Linked DNA regions of Homo sapiens: region 1 is linked to region 2. Evidence: read pairs that join two places in POLR2A ChIA-PET (ENCODE). Cell type or tissue: CD4-positive, alpha-beta T cell. All regions are shown on one strand. Links, peaks and the distances in the headings refer to the core of each region. The heading gives the core; the rest is flanking DNA.

Region 1 (10,115 bases), core at 914-8,913, 81 kb before region 2:
CTGTGAGTCCCGGCTGCGCCCTCAGCTGGGTGCTCGTGGGCTCCTGGGATGCAGCGGGCAGTGAGGTTGAGGTCACGGTGGAGGCTCCAGACCTGGGAGCAGGTCCTGCCCAGCTGTGCGAGGTAGGGGTGGCACATTTGGCTGCGTCGGAAATGCGGGGCACAGAGCACCCACCGCCACTACTGCTGCTCCCACAGCCACCGCTGCTGCCACTGCTCGTGCCTCCCTGCTGCAACCAGCATGATGGTAGCAGCCGCTCTGGACGGCCTGCCATTGCCATCAGTCTCATTTCTGAATATTATGCTCTTGGGTGTATTGAAGGTATTGACAAGGGCTACAGTCTCATCTGAGGCTCAGACTCCTCTTCCAAGCACATGTGGTGGTTAGCACAGTTCATTCCTTGCAGCTACCGAACCCCCTTTTTTGAGCCAGGATCTCACTCTGTTACTGGGGCTGGAGTACAATAGCACTATCACAGCATACTGCAGCCACAACCTCCCCGGCACAGGAGATCCTTCTGCCTCAGCCTCCCGAGGAGCTGGGACTACAGGCACAGCCACCACATCCAGCTAATTTCTGTATTTTTTGTAGAGACAGAGTCTCACTATGTTGCCCAGGCTGGTCTCAAATTCCTGCACTCAAGCAATCCTCCTGCCTCAGCCTCCAAATGTTCTGGGATTACAGATGTGAGCCACTACATCCGGCCAGCTAGCTATAGAATTCTTGATGGTTTGTTTCTTCAAGACCTGCAGGAGAGCCTCTGACTTCCATCTGGATACCCTTTGTTGAAAGGGGTCATCTGGTTAAATCAGGCCCACTAAGGATAATTTCCCTTTGATTAACATAAAGCCAACTAACTGGGGACCTTAATTACATCTGCAAAATTTCTTTACCTTTGCCAGCTGACATAATGTAATCACAGGAGTGATAGCCCACCACTTTTGCCATATTCTATTCGTTGAAAGTTATTTAAAGGTTCTGCTCACACTCAAAGGGGAGGGGAGTATACAAAATCTATAGCTTTTCAGGGTCACACGTACGATTCTGACCACCACAACTTTTCTACCATCTGGATTAATATATTTAAAGTGTTTGGTTTTTTTTGTTTTGTTTTGTTTTGTTTTTTTGAGGCGGAGTTTCATTCTTGTTGCCCAGGCTGGAGTGCAATGGCGCGATCTCGGCTCACCGCAACCTCCGCCTCCCTGGTTCAAGCGATTCCCCTGCCTCAGCCTCCTGAGTAGCTGGGATTACAGGCGCCCGCCACCATGCCCAGCTAATTTTTGTATTTTTAGTAGAGACAGGGTCTTGCCATGTTGGCCAGGCTGGTCTTGAACTCCTGACCTCGGGTGATCCACCCGCCTCAGCCTCCCAAAGTGCTGGGGATTACAGGTGTGAGCCACCGAGCCTGGCCAAAGTTTTTGTATTGCTTTAATGGTTATTGACTGTTCTGACTTAGCTTTTTGTTTTTTCTCGTCAATTTTAATTTAGGTTTTTGCATGTCTGAACACATAAAATTGTACAACTAAAAACACTCTTAGAACATGTGGGTACCATTGTGAATTATCAGTAACAAGTAAATGTACAGCATATTGAATTGTGATGTTTTCACATTAGATCAGTTTGACATTTATTTTAAATTTTTGTGTTTCTTCCCCGAAATTTTTTATAAGGAATGAAATCAATTGTTAGATATCCTTAGTAATTCAATTTAGAGGCAAATATTTGTTGTCATCCTCTCAAGCTTCTGAATCAGTTTAATTGAAGAGTATACTCAGTTTTCAACTGGCACTGGTGAAAAAAAAGAAAAAAAAAAGAGAAACAACCACCACCATTTGGAACTTCTTGTTTGTGTGAATCTGGAATTTCACACAGACAAGATATAGAAATGAATGCTGATGCTGATACATCACCAACGGTCATCCACAAACTCTCCTTGGGAAATCGTGTGGCCATTATTCTCTAGTTACATTATTTTTATTAAGGATTACAAAGTAAATACATAGTCATAAAATTATTCTGTTATGCACAGCGGGGTGGTGATTGAGGTGTGTGTGTGTGTTTTTTTTTGTTTTTGTTTTTGTTTTTAGATGGAGTCTTGCTCTGTCGCCCAAGCTGGAGTGCAGTGGCGCGATCTTGGCTCACTGCCACCTCTGCCTCCCGGGTTCACGCCATTCTCCTGCCTCAGCCTCCCGAGTAGCTGGGACTACAGGCACCCACTACCACGCCCAGCTAATTTTTTTTTTTTTTTGTATTTTTAGTAGAGATGGGGTTTCACTGTGTTAGCCAGGATGGCCTCGATCTCCTGACCTCATGATCAGCCCACCTCGGACTCCCAAAGTGCTGGGATTACAGGTGTGAGCCACCGCGCCCGGCCTGAGGTGGGTGTTTTGAGTGAGATTTTGGAAATTTTGCTTGACTAAAGGGTCTGTTGCCTGAAAAACATTTGAAAGCCACAAAACAATTTGAGCAATGATAGTAGTGTATTGGGAAGCCTGGACCTGTAGCTGGTAAATGAATCTAAGAAATTCAGGAGTCTCATCAAGTAATAATTACATTCAATTCCTCCTTCGATTACAGCGCTATTTTATAATTTGACCATATCTACCTAGTCTGATAACAGGACTGCTGACGTCACCTCTTTAACCTACAGGTTTTTTGAACCCACTTAGGATCACATTCATATTCTCCTACAGTGACACATGATAACCCATCTTGTGTGGCTGATTAAGCCATACATCTGAATAAATAACTCTCCTACCACCAAGAGCTGACTATATGCATTTTATCAGACAAGGTCTAGTCTTGACTGTCAGCTATAGTTTTAGTCAACTGTAGGCTTCAAGATGTTCATGATACAATTTTCCAAACAGAGAAAACAAAGTAGATTCCTTGGTATAAGTGACAAAGATTCCTCCTCTGCAATGGGGCCAGGAAAGGACCTAAATTGAAAGATCCTGAAGTGCTAGCTTTTTCAATGTATTTTGTTGTTGTTGTTTTCGATTTTATTGAGGTATAATTGAAGTACACCAAACCAAACACATTTAAAGAGTACAGTTTGATCAGTCTTAACATATATACATACCATAGTCAAGGTAACAAACGTTTTCATAAGCCTCAAGTTTCCTTTGCCCCTTGGCAATGCTTCCCTGCCTCCAACCCCTTCTCCAGAGAGCCACTGAGCCTTCTGTAACCATCGATTAATTAGCATGTTCCAGACTTCTACATAAATGGCATTATACAGTACGTACTTTTTTTTTTTTTTTTGGCCTGACTTTTTTCATTCAGCTACTTTTTTTCTTTCTTTCTTTTCTTTCTTTTTTTTTTTTTTTTTGAGATAGGGTCTTGCTCTTTCACCCGGGCTGGAGTGCAGTGGTGCAATCACAACTCACTGAAGCCTTGACCTCCCAGGATCAAGTGATCGTCCCACCTCAGCCGCCTGAGTAGTAGCTGGGACTGCAGGTGAGTACCACCATGACTGGCTAATTTTTTCTGTACAGATAGAGTCTCACTATGTTGCCGAGGCTGGTCTCCAACTCTAAATCCTGGACTCAAGCAATCCTCCCACTTCAGCCTCCCAAAGTACTGGGATTACAGGCATAAGCCACAATGCCAGCCTTCATTCAGCAACTTATTTTAAGATTTATCCATGTTGTGGTAAACAGTGAACATCAATACTCTGTTCCTTTTTATTGTTGAGTAGTATTTAACTACATGGTTGTACCACAATATATCTATTCATATATTGATGGACATTTGGATTGTTTTTGACTATTGCTAAAAAGCCTGCAATGAATATTTGCAATCTTTATACAAGCATATGTTTTCATTTCTTTTGGATAAATACCTAGAAGAGGAATGACACATAATAGATGTATATTGAACTTTTAAAGAAACTACCAACAACTTTCCACAGTCACTGCACCATTTTGCATTCCCACCAACAGTGTCTAAGTGTTCTAGTTGCCCCATATCCTCATCTTCATGTGGTAGAGTCAGTTTTTTTTTTTTTTTTTTTAAAAGAGTTGAGACTTTCCTGAGGCAGGAGAATCACCTGAACCCAGGAGGCAGAGGTTGCAGTGAGCCAAGATCATGCCACTGCACTCCAGCCTCCAGCCTGGGCGACAGAGGGAGACTCTGTCTCAAAAAAAAAAAAAAAAAGTTTAGCCTTTCAGTGGGTGTGTGTATTGGCATCTCATTGTGATTTTAAGTTACATTTCCCTGATGACTAGTAATGTTAAGCGTCTTTTCAGGGCCGGGTGTGGAATCCCAGCACCTTGGGAGGCCCCAAGGTGGGCAGATCTCTCGAGCCCAGGAGTTCAAGACCAGCCTGGCCCACAGGGCAAAACCCTGTCTCTACAAAAAATCAACCTAAAGAGGGGATAGTTTTTAAACCCTTTTGGTCTTTACCATTTGAATAATGAAGAGTTCTGTTCTCCTCTTTCAGAGACGCTGTATTTACACACACACACACACACACACACTCTCTCTCTCTCTCTCTCTGTCTCTCCACAGCCCCACCCCCCATCTTTGTTCTTCCCCAAGGCAAGAACAGATGTTTATTTAATTAGTGAAAGGAGGAGAGTCTGACAATCGTAAGGCTATTGTGGGGTTAATGGTGCTGTGGCCCAGCCTTTAGAATCCTTTCTGGGTTTCCTCCCCCGAGGCATTGTGGGCTGACTCTGCTTCAGGTTCTCATCAGTAAGCTGGCAGGTGTGTTCGGCCTCCTGCAGGCCCCGACAGGCCTTTGTTCTCTCAGAAGCAGCTTCTCACCCTGCCACTAAGTGGAAGAATCAGGTTTGCTGTTCACATGGGGCTCTTCATTTCCAATTCACCATGGGTAGAGCTATGAGAGATGTAGGAAGGGGACCTCAGGATAAAACTTCTTTTTCCCCTCCATAACCACTTTTACTGCTAATAAAGTTGAGAATCAAAACATTTTTTACCTTCTTGGGTCTATTTCTGAGTTAGTAGAATCTGGAGGGGATTTTAACTATGGCTTTGAGATTAAAAAACAACAACAAAAATAAAACGCTGTGATTGACTTATGTAAACACATGGCTGTTCTGTTCCCTTCGTGGCCGACTTGCTCAGCTCAGCGGAAACGCAGTTAATGAAGAACTCTGTTTGTTGTCCCACCTTCTTTGCAGATGTCTTCAAGATCAGACTCCCTCCTGTCTCGTTCAATACTTAAGTATTTAGATACCTTGTAAAAAGCCTGGGTGTTACACAGGCATTTGCTGAGACAGGAAACAGAGGAAAGCATAAGTCAAAGAAACAGTAAATTTCAAGGCAGAAAGGGCTGATTCAAAAGCATTAAATAGAGCTATAGTCTGATAACATGATGCTAACCTGAGAAGCTCAGAAATTTTTCCTTGAAGAATTGATAAAGGTGACTCAGGGAAAATACCAGAGCAGGTATGGATGCCAGCAAATCTGGTTTGTTTCAAAAGCAGACGACGTCTCCTTTAATTTACTGAGTTAAAAATGCATATAATATTTTTATGGCATACATTTTCCCCTTAAAACTGTATATTCTTTGTGATCATGATCTTAGCAATAATAGTTTTGCCAACCACAGTCCCGTTCAGGAACATAACCTCTATAATTGATGAACATGTTCCTTTTAGATTTGTGCGTGGGGGGGGGTAAGGGAATCATTAAATATAAAAATAAAATAATTTAAATGTTCTGATTGAAAATCATAAGCTGGAGGCACATCCAAAATACCCATGGGTGTTGGAACAATACTGTCTTTGACATTATAAAATTATAAATTATATCAACATTATAAATTATATTGATTCGTTCCTGAAATTTTCTCCAGATATTTAAAAACAGATCAGTAAAAACCTCAAAACTGACTTTATCCTTCTAAAGTTTAAAATTTCATGACTGGCCGGGTACAGTGGCTCACACCTGTAATCCCAGCATTTTGAGAGGCCGAGATGGGTGGATCACCTGAGGTCAGGGGTTGGAGCCCAGCCTGGCCAACATGGCAAAACCCCGTCTCTATTAAAAAATACAAAAATTTGCCAGGCATGGTGGCACCCACCTGTAGTCCCAGCTACTTGGGAGGCTGAGGCAGGAGAATGGCTTGAATCCAGGAGGTGGAGATTGCAGTGAGCCAAAGTCACATCACTGCACTCTAGCCTGGGTGGCAGAGTTAGATTCTGTCACGGAAAAAAAAAAAAAAAAATGTTATGATTAGTTAGCCAGCTAGAGGTACAAACTCACACGAGGCCATCTGAGAATTCGATAATTTTTAGTGTTATCATAAATTTATTACCTATAAAAGTATCTATAAAATCCTGGATCTGGCCATTCAAACCTTCCCTGACAGTAGGGTTAATCTGGTGTTTGAGATTATGAAGGTTCTATATCTGACAGACATTTTGGAGGCCTTTTCAATTCTATCATCTTAAGACAACTGCCTTGAACTCTGTAAACTGCAGTCTTTTCTCTGATTGAAGTCTACTAATATCTCCTTATATAATTCAAGTGAATAAAAGGTTTGAATTAAATAGGGCATACAGTAAAAGACTTTTGCTATCAGAACAGTTCAAAAACCTTTTCAGATTTGTGGACTTCAAGTCTTGCCAATCTTTTAACCTACTTATATTCAATCAATGAGATCTGTTTGAATGCACTAAAGAGTAGATTCAACCCAATGTCAAAGAGAATATTCTTCCAACACCTAACACTATAGACAAATTAATTTGTTGCCTATTTCATCTACTAGTTATGACAGCATCCTCTTCAATAATTGCAAGTCTAAATTTTCAGATCAATACTGAAATGGGTTTCAGGCATGACTATTCTGCTATTAACCTGTTATACTATTTTAACATCTTATAATGAAGTCAATTGAAAAAAGATAATATTATTGGCAGCTTTTATTGGCCACTTACTGACCTTGAACTAAAGGTTAATCTGTACAAGCTCAATATAGATCCTGGTTGTTGACACTTTTATAAAACCTGCACTTCAGTGGACAAGAATAATGTCCTGGCATATTTCAAATAATGTCCTGGCATATTTCAAATAATGTTAAATATAATTCGAAGCCACCTACAATTCTTGTGTATTTTCTTTAAATAATCTAGCTTTTTCTAAATTTTATATTTATTTAAACTCTCTACAGTGGGTGCTTAAAAAAATAGTTGGCTCTTGTGTTTGTGTTCTTTACAATATCAAACCATGATATGGAGAGGATAAACTTGAGCCACCAAGAAGTGGACTCTGCCTAGGAAGACAGTTTGCTGAAGTTAGAAAGTACTGGTCTAGGAACCAGAAAACCTGATTCTGCCCAAGAGTTAGAATTGTGAGTGAGTTCTTTCTGGTTTTTAGTTTCCTTATCTGTAAAATAATTACCCAGTTCAATTGGATAATCTCTATGATCCCTTCCACATTCTGCATACTTGGATATCTACTGTTTCTAAATATTTTGGCATTTCTTATAAAGCCCTTTCACATTTACTTTATTATTTTTTCCTCACAAGAATTCCTGAAATAGATAAGGCAGAAGTTTAGAGGATAGATAGGTTGGGTATCATTTTAGATGTGGTAACTAAGGTTACGGGAGATTAGGTGTGATATGATTTGGCTGTGTCCCCACCCAAATCTCATCTTGAATTCCCACGTGTTGCAGGAGGGACCTGGTGGGAGGTAATTGAATCATGCGGCAGGTCTTTTGCGTACTGTTCTTGTGATAGTGAATAAGTCTCATGAGATCTGATGGTTTTAAAATGGGGAGTTTCCCTGCACAAGCTCTCTTCTCTTGCCTGCTGCCGTGTGAGACATTCTTTTCACCTTCTGCCATGATTATGAGGCCCCCCCAGCCACATGGAACTATAAGTCCCTTAAATCTCCCTTTCTTTTGTAAATTGTCCAGTCTCAGATATGTCTTTATCAGCAGTGTGAAAATGGACTAATTCAAGGTGATTGGTAAAAATTACCTATCTGGGGACTGGAGCAGTGGCTCACGCCTGTAATCCCAGCCCTTTGGGAGGCCAAGGTGGGCAGATCATGAGGTCAGGAGATTGAGACCATCCTGGCTAACACGGTGAAACCCCGTCTCTACTAAAAATACAAAATTAGCTGGGCATGATGGCACACACCTGTAGTCCCAGCTACTCAGGAGGCTAAGGCAGGACAATCCCTTGAATCTGGGAGCCAGAGGTTGCAGTGAGCAGAGATTGCTCCACTGCACTCCAGCCTGGGTGACAGAGCAAGACTCCGCCTCAAAAAAAAAAAACAAAAATTACCTATCTGGTAAATAGCAGGACTGGAACATAAACTCAGATCCTCTGATTCCAGCAAATTTCTACATAGGCCACAAAAACACACACAACAGGAAGTATAACTGCTTGGAATCATTAGTTATATGCATGAATTACTTCTAAAGGAAGTGATACTTCCTTTAACTACTGAAACTACACTACACTTAAACTCAAAGTTAATAATAGAAATAAAAGTAATAAAATAACCAGTGCTTTATTGTAATATGAATAGGAGGGTAATTACAATGGTTTGGAAAATAACAGCTGAGCTCTGAGGGTTAGGTTTGAGGCTACAGTGTGGAGCACAGTTATGATTCAGTTATGACTCCCCCCTTACCGGAAATGTACCGAAAATGTACAGAGGTGTTTGGAGAAGCAAAGCTATGAGGAAAGAGGAAAAACTGGGAAACCCTCATTACATAGCTAGGTGAAAATTAATGAGAAAACTAATGGCATAAAAACATTTGAAAAGCAATAGCATATGAGAAACATATCATGTATCACGTTGGATAAAAGTAAGACTAGGAGAGGATATAAACTTGATGGTTAGATCGCAGTAAAAACAAAGTTTGTGCCTACAGAATTACAGCTTTAAAAAGTGATAGGACACAAGAAGCACACACTGAAATACCAAGGAATAAAGGACATGATGTGCAAAATGTATTCTGAAATAGTTAAGAAAAAATAATTGTGTTTGTGTGTGTGTGTGTTGTGTGTGTGTCTCAAAATGTTAAAGAGTGATAAATCTGGGTAAAGGATACATGATAGTTCTTTCCATTATTCTTAAAATTTTTCTGTAGGTCTGAATCATTTCAAAATCAAATGTAAAAGAAAAAAGCAGTGATAGGAGCACAGCCATTAAGCCATTCAGCAATGTTACAAGACTTTTAATAGAGCTGAGAAGAATTTCATGATTTCATGTAGTATTTCATACACAGATCAGTGGACTTGAATTCTGGTTCACATTTGTCCTCTAAGTAGCTATGCAGTCTTGGACTATTCTTGGAAAAATTGGTTTTGGACTAGATCAGTGATTTAAAAACTCTTCTGTGGATTCTGGAAAAGTATTTTGGGCCCAAAACAGCAAAGCAGGAAGTATGCCAGGCGTGCCTTCCATCCCTGTCCCCGTTTAACCGGAGAAGCATTCCTTTTTTTTTTTTTTTTTTACTTACTTTTTTTTTGAAGTTCCCATTGTTTCAAAACATTTTTTTTCCTCCCAAAGCCAGTGAACTAGATGACCTTTAAGGCTGATTTCAAGCATGAGTTCACAGGCTTCAGTTGTTTGGGGGGAAACTGTGGTATATCAGACCCAAGGGCCAAATCCCCCAGCCATTGGCTCCTGTAGAAACTCTGAGCTAAGAGTGGTTTTTAAATTGTTTAAATGGTTAGAAAAAAAAGAATACCTTGATGAAACACACCCATTTGTTTACATTTTGTCTCTATGGCTGCTTTCACTTACAACAGCAGAGTAGAATAGTTGTGATAAACATCAGAGACCTTATGCCCAGAAGGCCTAGACGTTTATTATCTGGCCCTTATAGAAAATGGTTGCCAATCTCTATGGTAGAAGTAATAGCCATTAAAACCAATAACCATTATAAATTATAAATTTTAGGACACTCAGTGATTTCTGTGCCAGATATTTAGACCAAAAAGAAAATTGTCCTTTTTTCTTTTTGAAACAGCGTCTTACTGTCTCCCAGGCTGGCGTGCAGTGGCATGATCATGGGTCACTGCAGCCTTGACCCCTAGGCTCAAGTGAGCCTGCCACCTCAGCCTCCCCAGTAGCTGGAATCACTTGCGTGTGCCATCACACTCAGTTAATTTTTGTATTTT
Region 2 (10,115 bases), core at 755-8,754:
TGTTACCTCCTGCTTCTGCTGAGTGGAAGATAGAAATCAGCTCCCTGCTTGGTCAGTCTACATCACCTGGAAGGGCAATCAGTGCTGTCTGCATCTGCCAGGTAGAAGATGGGAGATTAGCTCCCTGCTCAGCTTTGTAGACACCATGGGATAGGGGTGTGTCAGGGCACCACCATCTGCTTCTGTGGGACAGGGGTGGGTAGGATAGAAAAGTGTCTCCTTGCTCTGCCACACTGAAACCATGGGGGTGGTTTGTAGGTTGATGCTTGGCTGGTGTAGGGTAGGCATTATAAAAAAGTGTTTTGTTCTGTTAGGCACCTGGTCCTATGACTAGGAGGAGAAGGCTTTTCATGCATGCAGTTGTGTGTGTGTGTGTGTGTGTGTGCATGTGTGTGTGTTTCTTTCCCACCTGGGATATGTGGGAGGCAATAAGGAAACCCAGAGAACTCACTGAATGTCATTCCTTAAGTCCCGACGTCCATAGATAGCTTGCTGCATTCTTTCCACCTATGCTTGAGTTTTCCTATGCTTGTTTATTGTGTTATGTGCAGGGTCTTTAAGTTTTAAGAGGAAAGACTTGGGAGGAATGGGCTATTGCATCTTGGCCACACCAGAAATTGTTTGATGACTCATTGCATTTAAAATTCTAAATGTCATTGGTCATACATTTTAGTGGAATTCTTTTCAATTTTTATGTTCATGTTTCCTACAATTGTCAGTTTAAGCAGTAAGTGAAAGAAAAACAATTTAAAATGTATTTTAACTTTTAGTTAATGCTGACCTCTGACTGTATCTGCTTTCTTATTGGTCCTTATACAGAGGATTTTACAGGGACAAAAGCAAAAGATAAAAATATACTAATAACACTTATTTAACATCATTCTTACGTGAGATTAAAAACGGTATTTAATGCCATATTCTTGTACAACTATGAGTTCTTATTTTTATGAACTATCTTCAGCCATGTGTACAAGAATACTGTCTAGAATAGTTTAACAGTATTATTTATGTGCGTTGACTTAGAAGTAAACAGCAATAACTACTACACATGATTTTATAGCAGAACGGCCTCATTTCTTCTTTTGGTATCATGAATGACTATTATGATGAAATCCACGTCTTGATGGAGTTCTGTGTGCCTTTATTCCATCTTTTGCATTGAGGATGAAGTTTACTAAGTTGGAAGGCATGGTTTTTTCAATTATTGATGGGGACAATTTTCCTCTCATTTCTGTCTGGACAAACATCACTAGTTTGGAATATGCTGGGTTTCTGTAAGCAAAAGAAGAGTTAAAAAAAGATAAGAAATTTTTAGATTTAACTACTGACTTTACAGGTTTTTGGAGAGCAGGATTCTTATCTTATTCACCGTTGACATACTTAAAAATTGTACTTAAAAATATTAAGTGGCTAGAATATTTCTTAAAATCTTGAGTTTTAGGCACCATTTCCTTTTTGTCATTTTATTGACTTTAAAAAATTCTAACAGTAATGTATGCTTATTATGAAAATTTAAACAATATAAATTTTTCATAATTAAAGAAAATTTTCCCTCCCTCATTTCCCTTATCCTGTTTCCCAGAGATAATCACTGTTTACAGTTTTAATTGTTATATTTTCGCGTGACTATCTTTCTCTCTCTCTATATATATACACAAAAACAGCATACATTTGTACATAAATGAATATGTTCCCCACATATATAAATATAGTTTTATTTTTTAATGGAGATATTTTTCTGCAACTAGTTTTATTTTTATCTTAATAGGACACTATGAACTTCCTTCTGTGTCTGTACATACAATCTACTTAACTGTTTTTCATGGCTACAGACAGTATTTCATTTTCTATTTAACAGTCCTTTTATTGACTATCATTTAGGTTGTTTCTCACTTTTGGCTACTGTAAGTAAAGCTGCAATAAAATATCTTTGTAATGTATCCATTTATGCTTTTTTTTTTTGAGACAGGGTCTTACTCTGTTGCCCAGGCTGGAGTGCAGTGACGTGATTCTAGTTCACTGCAGCCTCGAACTCCTGAATTTAAGCGATTCTCCAGCCTCAGTCTTCTGAGTGGCTGCGATTACAGGTGTGCCCAATCATGCCTGGCTAGATTTTAAAATTTTTTTAAAGAGACAGGGTCTCATTATGTTGCCAAGGCCAGTCTCAAGCTCCTTGCCTCAAGCGATCCTCCCACTTCGGCCTCCCAAAATGCTGGGATTACAGGTGTGACCCACCTCACCCAGCCCCATTTACACTTTTATAAATACTTATAATTTCTAGGTCAAAGGTTTGTGCATTAAGGTTTTTGACACATTAATTCCAAACTGCACTCTAAGTGGTATTTTATATTCTAGCCCATTGATCTTCACACTGGGGTCAGAAAGGGTGAATACTTTTAAGAGAATAAATTTTCCAATCTCTAACTTCCATATGCATTTTTTCCGTAATCAGATCTGTAAATATGTCTCTGTTGGAGATGTGGGCTTTTTCTTTCCTATCAGCCTGTTCAAAATCGCCCTTCTCTTGCTTTATGCAACAAAGGCATACCTGTTATCCACACTAAGTGGTACTATGGTGCTTTACCTTGGTATATAAAAATCTTTGAGATGCTAAAGGGAAAATCTGATTAGTGGCTAGTTGAGAAAAAATTCTTTTCCAAGTCATGCCATTTTTTTTTTTCAGTAAAACTTAAGGATCTAATTGAGTTGTCAGCTGACAGGTCTTTTTTTTTTTTTTTTTTCTTTTGAGACGGGGTCTCACTCTGTCACCCAGGCTGGAGTGCCGTGGAGTGATCTGGGATCACTGCAAGCCCCGCCTCCCGGGTTCAAACGATTCTCCTGCTTCAGCCTCCCGAGTAGCTGGGACTACAGGCCTGTGCCACCATGCCTGGCTAATTTTTGTATTTTTGGTAGAGATGGGGTTTCACCATGTTGGCCAGGCTGATCTCGAACTCCTGACCTCAGGTGATCCACCCGCCTCAGCCTCCCAAAGTGCTGGGATTACAGGTGTGAGCCACTGTGCTTGGCCAGGTCTTTTTTTAATGATAAACATTTTTTGATGATAGGTTACTACATAATTTATGGTATATAATTCATAAATTTTTTATATAAAAATAAAATAAAAAATATTTTTATATAATTCTCAAATTTTATTTTTATTTATTATTAAATCAAAAATTAATTGAATGACAGTGCTGGAATTATACTCTCTCCATTTCAACACATTTATGTTAATAAATTTTCTTTGATTTTCTTAAAATGAAAGCAGTAGTAGACTTGATATTGAATGCTGTCTTATTTTTCAGTAATATACACCCACAGTTAAATGAAATGAGTGTAATGGTTAAAAGCGTGGACTCAGGAACTAGTCTGCCTTGATTTGAAACTGAGCTTTGCTATTACCTATATGTAACCTTCAGATAGTTAATCTCTTTGGGCTTCCACTTTCTTTCCTGCCCATTGGGCATAGTCACACTACCTACTTTATGGGGTTACTTTGAAGATCAAATGAGTCAATATATACAAATTGTTTATAATAGTGCCTAGCACATAGTAAGTGCTATTTCAGTTTTGCTAATAATAAAATATGTGTTTCTAATAACAGTTTGCATTATGTTTAATATTTGTATACAAACATTTTTAATTTTGATCAATATATAATGATAACAACTTAATCCAGAAGGCATATATATATTTTTAATTGTTAGATAGTATGGTTATAGGAAATAAAACACATTTTAAAACTTTAAACACATGTCATTTTTACAGAGAATTAGGATGACTACGAAAAAATTCAAAGCATAAAATATATTCTATTAGAATAAAATTATATGAGGGAAAAATAAAAATGTGAGTTCAAGGAGGAAAGGAATGATGTAAAGTTTCTGACTGTTAAAAGTTGTATTTATTTTGAAATGAATAATTTAATGGTGGGTTTCAAGTTATGGTATTTATAATCTACTGGATACGTTTATAAGGATGGTATAACCGCTTTTTAAAAAATGTCAATGTTTAGCGCATGCTGGGAATTGTACTTTTCATCAACGTAATTTACTTTTCATCAATGTAATCCCTATGAAAAATTTTAATGTCAACTTAAAAATGTGCAAGAGAGAATATAGTTTTATAAAATTTTCAAGGGAGACTACCCTTCCAACAAATAGTGTGAGCGTCCATTTTCTTATACTTTTCTCTATGCAGGGTTTATACTATTTTTACAGTGCCTCAAATGGCTACACCGAGAACAGAGTAGTTCCCTCTTATACTCTGTTTCACTTTCTGCAGTTTCATTTATCCAAGGTCAACCTGTTCCAGAAATAAGAAAAATTCATAAGCTTTTAATTGTACATTGTTCTGAGTAATGTGATGAAATCTTACACCGTCCTGCTCTGTCCCACCCAGGATGTGAAATCATCCCTTTACCAGTGTATTCAGGCTGTATAGGCCACCCACCCGTTAGTCACTTAGTAGCCCTCTTGATTATGAGATTAAAAAAACCATGGTGTATACATAGGGTTTGGTACTATCCATGGGTTTAGGCATTTACTTGGGGTCATGGAACGTATCTCCATGGATAAATGGGGGAACTACTGTCCTTACTAGTAGTTTGTATGGTCTTAAATCTTTATTTGTGTTTACAATGGCTTTACACACATGAGAAAGCCTTTCTAATATTTACTGGAGTGCACTTCTACATTGACAAGGTGCAAGAAGGGGACTTGGCCTGTGAAGCACACTTTAAGCTGTGTAATTTTCCAACTCTAGTCCATGCCAGCAGTTGATTTACCTTGCTGAATTGGAGTAATTACCCTTCATTTGTTTTGTTTTCTCCTGCTATGGAGAATAAAGTCTTGGCCATAGATTCAAAATTGACAAATGGGTAGAAAGACCATACATTGTTATTATTATTATCTGCATCAACAATCGTATACATTAACATGAATAATTGTGAGGTTTTTTAGTTTTCCAGTTCAGTAGAGGAAATGTTAAGGAATACAGGTCCAAAATTTAATTTCATTTGGGCTTCCTTCACATACATTTTTTTTTTTGTACTGAGACATTTATATCTGACCAATACATCTGTTATCACGTGCCAATATCTTTTACTTAATAAAAAATCATTTAGCAAACATTAAAATTTAAGGAACTTGTGAAATGATATACATTGAATTTGAGTATATGCTTTTACAAAATAAGTATATTTTATGCTGCCATTTTATCCCAAGGCCACCTTTAGGCAGTGACTCATCTCTGATTTCTTCGGCTTTTCTTTTTATCTGAATGTACCTACTGGATCTCATTTTGCAGGTATCTGCTCTTAGTAGGTAGTCCATTGGGAAGAATTCATTCAAAGTAAAACATTCATTACTGATAAATGTTAAGTGTGCTATAATTCTAGGAAAGTTTATTTTTAATTCACAAAAGTTCCTTAATAATTTACAGAAATGACTCTAATGGAGAAATAGAAAACATCAAGGAAGCTTAACTGCTGGGAAATGTTTGTGTGTGTTTGACTGTTCTCAGAAACCTCAGATCATACTTTATAGGGAAGTATCCATTCTGATTATACTTAAAATGAAAACGATTATAAGAAGTTATTTTAAAAATCATATTTAGGGGAAGTTTTTTTCCCGCAACAGAATATGCTGCTACATATTTCTACTGATGAGCCAGCAATCTTAAACTAAATCACAAGTTGAACTAAAAAAACCTGTTAAAATAAATAAGTGCAAACAACACTTACTCTTCCATTGGTGAACATACAAAGCCACAAGGATGGTTATAACCGCGGATATAATTTGAAGATGGAGGATATTCTGGAAAATCCACACTTTTAGCTAAGAGATTTTAAAAAATTAAAATGAAACCTATTCACAAAGAGGAAAAACTATTTCCAGCAGCATATTTTTAGAAACATATAGCATTTAAGTTAGTTAATAGCATTAACATTAGTTTTATATATGTGAATGTGTATTTGCACATGTGAAGCCAAAATTGAGAAAATACCAGTATCAACACTATTGTCCTCTTGAACTTTTTCCTGCTAGTTATTTCTAAAGATGCTGTCAACTTCTGTATACAAGAAAAATGGTTAAAAGTATCATTGAACTATTTTCTGAGATTTGAAGCAAAAGATAGCTCAAATCTCAGAAAATAGTTAATGCTGATAACTAACTTAAATCTCACTGGGTTTGAGTGAAAACTGTTAACTGGCTTTGGGTGAATACTATTCTGCTAGGGTCCTGGGTTCATAGATTTTTGTGTTAATCATGTTTTTTTTTTTAAATAAAATATTCAAAGTAGTTAGATGGTCTGTCAGTAAAGGTACTTTAAAATGCTTCCTTCTGCAATTCCCTGTAGCTAACTTCAAACTCTAACTAAAAATCAATAGAGTTTATTTTAGAATTATGCAACCTAGTGTCTGTATTCTATGTGAATGCAGAGGGGGGTGGTTTATGATTTCATTTATGATAATATATATACTCTTCTAAAACTATTTTAAAAGATATATTTGTTTATTCTGTGCAACTGAATCCTGCTCTTGTCAGAGAAGATGGATTTTCTGATATGATTTTAACATAAAGCAAATCAATTCCATGGGAAATACAATGTAAAACACTAAGGAGACTAGAGTTGTTGAATGAATTTTCCATTTTTATGACTTATATCATTATCTTAACAGAGCCTATAATAGTACTGCCAGAGTGATCTTATTATAAAAGATTTTTTCCCTGTTTGAAATATGGAAATTATGCTTGTCTTCTTTAAAAAAATCTGTTGTAGTCTACAAACAGGTATGGGTCTTTTATGAAGCATATGGTGTGGTAGTTAGCACTTATTTTGGAAAATCAGAAAGATCTGAGTTTTAATTCTGGGTTACCTACTTATTAGCTATGTAACTTACTTTCTTAACTGCTTAATTTCCATGAACTTCAGTTTCCTCACTAGTGAGATAATGCAAGCAAAATATTTAGCTTAAAGCAAGGTGCAGGGCAGGATAAAAAAAAAGAAATGTTAAGAAAACTATGAGTACTGATTGAAAATTCATTCAATGGAAACTTTTAAAAGCAAATTGAGTAGTGATTTGTGCACCACGTGGTTGATTACCTCTAGTTGTTGATTTTAACCTCTACTTCTTTTTTTAGCTTCCCTCTGATCACTAATAATTATATAGAAATGGTCTGCTTTCAAAATGTGGAAAATAACAGATCTATGATCTGTTCAGACAAACTATTTTATGTTGTAGGCAGTGAATACATTATATGTGCCCTCATTTCAAAAATGAGACAACGAAACATATATGAACATTATGAACATCAGCCCTTAGTGGTATGCTGCAGAAAGAGCTAACTGGGTTTGAATGAGTGCTATGACTTAGTCTGAACTCTGAAATGTAGAGTACTAAAGATATCTCGGAGGAACTGAAATCTTGTTGGGAAATAATAATTAACGAAACGTAGTTGTCCCTGGTGCCAAGTAGAAATGGTGAAATTAATTCAAATTATAGAGAAAAACGGGCTCTATGCCACTGTGATACCCAAGTTCCTTCACCATGAGTTATCTTAAGTTATCTGAGTCCATAGATCTGTATGGTATGAAATGGTATGTTCTCATCAATAATGCAAGTTAGAAAATGATTACACATTTGCATTTTACAGAATGACATATTTGGGAGTGGGGATAGGGATACATCAAAACCGGCAGTTTCTAAAAGAAATAAAAGCACATTTATGTAAAGAGCCATCTAGTGGAAATTTCTTTAACAGTTTTATCAGTTACTGGATATGTGCATTATAAGCAATTCAAATATAAAATTATATCTGACAATTAATTTTGTTTCTTAGGATTTAAAAAATGTATACCCAAAGTTTTAGGCTACAAGTATCTATCTATACTCAGTGCTACAGGATATATGCTGCAAAAGTCTAAGAGATGTTGCAAATATTGACCATTATATAAATGGCACCTTCAGAGTGTCACTAGGCATATCTACATGATACGTCTAATTGTTGATCCCACTAAGTAAATTTAAAAAGGAAATAATTAAAATATAATTTCTTTGAAGCTGTGAATAAAGGGAAAACATTTATTAATGGCTCGCAGTAATTCCAAGATATGGGCAAAATGTTTCAACTTACAACTGATAATGTTCATATTTCCTTCGTAGCGCTTGATGTACACTAAGTCGATAAAGTCTCGAGGGGAAATGGAGCCCACGGCAAAACTTTGTGTAATGGTATGACATATGAATGTGTCCTGCAACAAATCAAACCGTAAAGATAACAAACGTTACTTAATATCTATTCTTTGTATTGTTTCCCCCCCAAATTTTATTGCATATGATTGGCCTCTATTTGGAAAAAGCAGGGCTTTGAAATTTTAAGATCTCGTCACCAAATCAGCTTGGATTTTGAGTGTTAAAGGAGCATTAAATCTACGAGTGTAGAAAATTCAAGAAGCAATCTTGATATCATCTACTCTTTCAATTTTTAGATGGAGAAATTGAAGCCTAACAGATTAAATCACATTCACATCTAGAGATAAGTACAGAAATAGAACCCAGGTTTCCTGATTCCCCATACAGTACTATTTCTACTACTCCACATAGGCTAAGTAATATATTCTGAAAAATACATTGATTTAGCACCCTGTGGTGTAAGGTCTAACATTAAAGACCAATGTTGTATGCTGGTAAAACCAGCATAGGGTGAAACCAGGAGGGTCTTGAATGGCCTAACTGCACATTCCTTTCCCTCTTCATTCCTGCAGATAAGATCCCCTAGCCAAACAACCCTCCTTCTCAACAGGACCAGCACAGTTACTATTTATCCCTGTTGAGCGGTTTCAGTTCCCTGGTGGCCCATGGAATCATTCAAACAAGTCAATCACATTCTTCTACAGGAACTGGGGCTCACCCTACCCTGTTGACACAAAGGCTACCTCCCACAGCCCCTAGGTGTTCACCCTGTTCCCATGTTGCCCTGTGTGGCATAGTTTGTTCTCCCTCCTTGGTCTGTGATTAATGATTAATAAACTTCAGTCTACCTCACTTGTCCATTGGTGGGTATTATGTGTTTGGCCATCCCCATAACCCTAGAGTGGGAATCTCTCCCTCACCAGTAGGTTGAAGAGGAGGCAGTTAAGACACATCCTTGACCAGGCATGGTGGCACATGCCTGTAATTCCAGCTACTTGGGAGGCTGAAGTAGGATGATCACTTGAGCCCAAGAGTTTGAGGCTAGAGTGAGCTTTGATCACAACACTGCACTCTAGCCTGGGCAAGAGAGTGAGACCCTATCTCTAAAAAGAATAATAATTATAAAAATAAATAAGTAAATAAAACATACTCCTGGAGATGAATACTACAAATCTTTACAAAAAGGGAAAATAATTCTAATTTAGAATTAGGAGACCAGGTACGAGTCCTGGTTCTATCACATATTGGCTGCATCATCCTTGAATAAGTCATATAATCTCTCTGAATTTGTTTTCAGGTTTTTGGATGTCACGTCTAGTATTCTTTCTATTATAACATATGACTTGCAACAACAATAGAAATTTCTGGGCTGGGTGCGGTGGCTCACGCCTGTAATCCCAGCACTTTGGGAGGCCGAGGCAGGCTGATCACAAGTTCAGGAGATCGAGACTATCCTGGCTAACACGGTGAAACTCTGTCTCTACTAAAAATACAAAAAATTAGCCGGGCGTGGTGGCGGGCACCTGTAGTCCCAGCTACTTGGGAGGCTGAGGCAGGAGAATGGCGTGAACCTGGGAGGCGGAGCTTGCAGTGAGCCGAGATTGTGCCACTGCACTCCAGCCTGGGGTGACAGAGCGAGACTCTGTCTCAAAAAAAGAAATATCTGAAGTGCTAATCAAACTGTATGATTAGTATCATACAAAGATGAATGAAATAGTTAAATTTTTGGATTTTCATTTGTGATGCCCAGTGGTTCTCAAACTGAATGTTCAAATCCCAAGAAGATCATGGACATGTGTTTTCTGTGGATAGGAACTTCCTCTCTACAAAATAAAACTGATTTACAAGATGAAGATCAAGGACTTTCTACAAGATGAAACAGATTTACCTTCATGGGCTTTTCTATAACTCTTCTCTC

The links. Peaks named below come from ENCODE experiments on the same cell type or tissue, not always from the same donor. Only the 100,000 strongest peaks of a DNase experiment are listed, where the experiment ranks them.
Region 1: POLR2A ChIA-PET joins it to region 2 with 12 read pairs; 2 of 35 experiments call an interaction of 5 or more read pairs at or near these places.

What each region holds. Positions count from the first base shown.
Region 1 is chr18:54,242,578-54,252,692 of GRCh38, forward strand. LOC124904306 (a long non-coding RNA gene) reads right to left here and starts at 6,134. Exons shown (of 2, transcript XR_007066378.1): 1 at 6,053-6,134; 2 at 4,543-5,237. RefSeq lists enhancers at 3,904-4,789, 4,790-5,676 and a silencer at 8,582-8,651. In CD4-positive, alpha-beta T cell, for the core only: no CTCF peak of the experiment used is centred there; a DNase peak (open chromatin) is centred at 4,704; H3K27ac peaks cover 615 bases.
Region 2 is chr18:54,323,604-54,333,718 of GRCh38, forward strand. STARD6 (StAR related lipid transfer domain containing 6) reads right to left here. Exons shown (of 8, transcript NM_139171.2): 6 at 8,139-8,256; 7 at 5,744-5,837; 8 at 889-1,272. The coding sequence ends at 1,089. Among named protein-coding and RNA genes, the nearest start is that of STARD6, 29 kb to the right of the region's middle. In CD4-positive, alpha-beta T cell, for the core only: no CTCF peak of the experiment used is centred there; no DNase peak of the experiment used is centred there.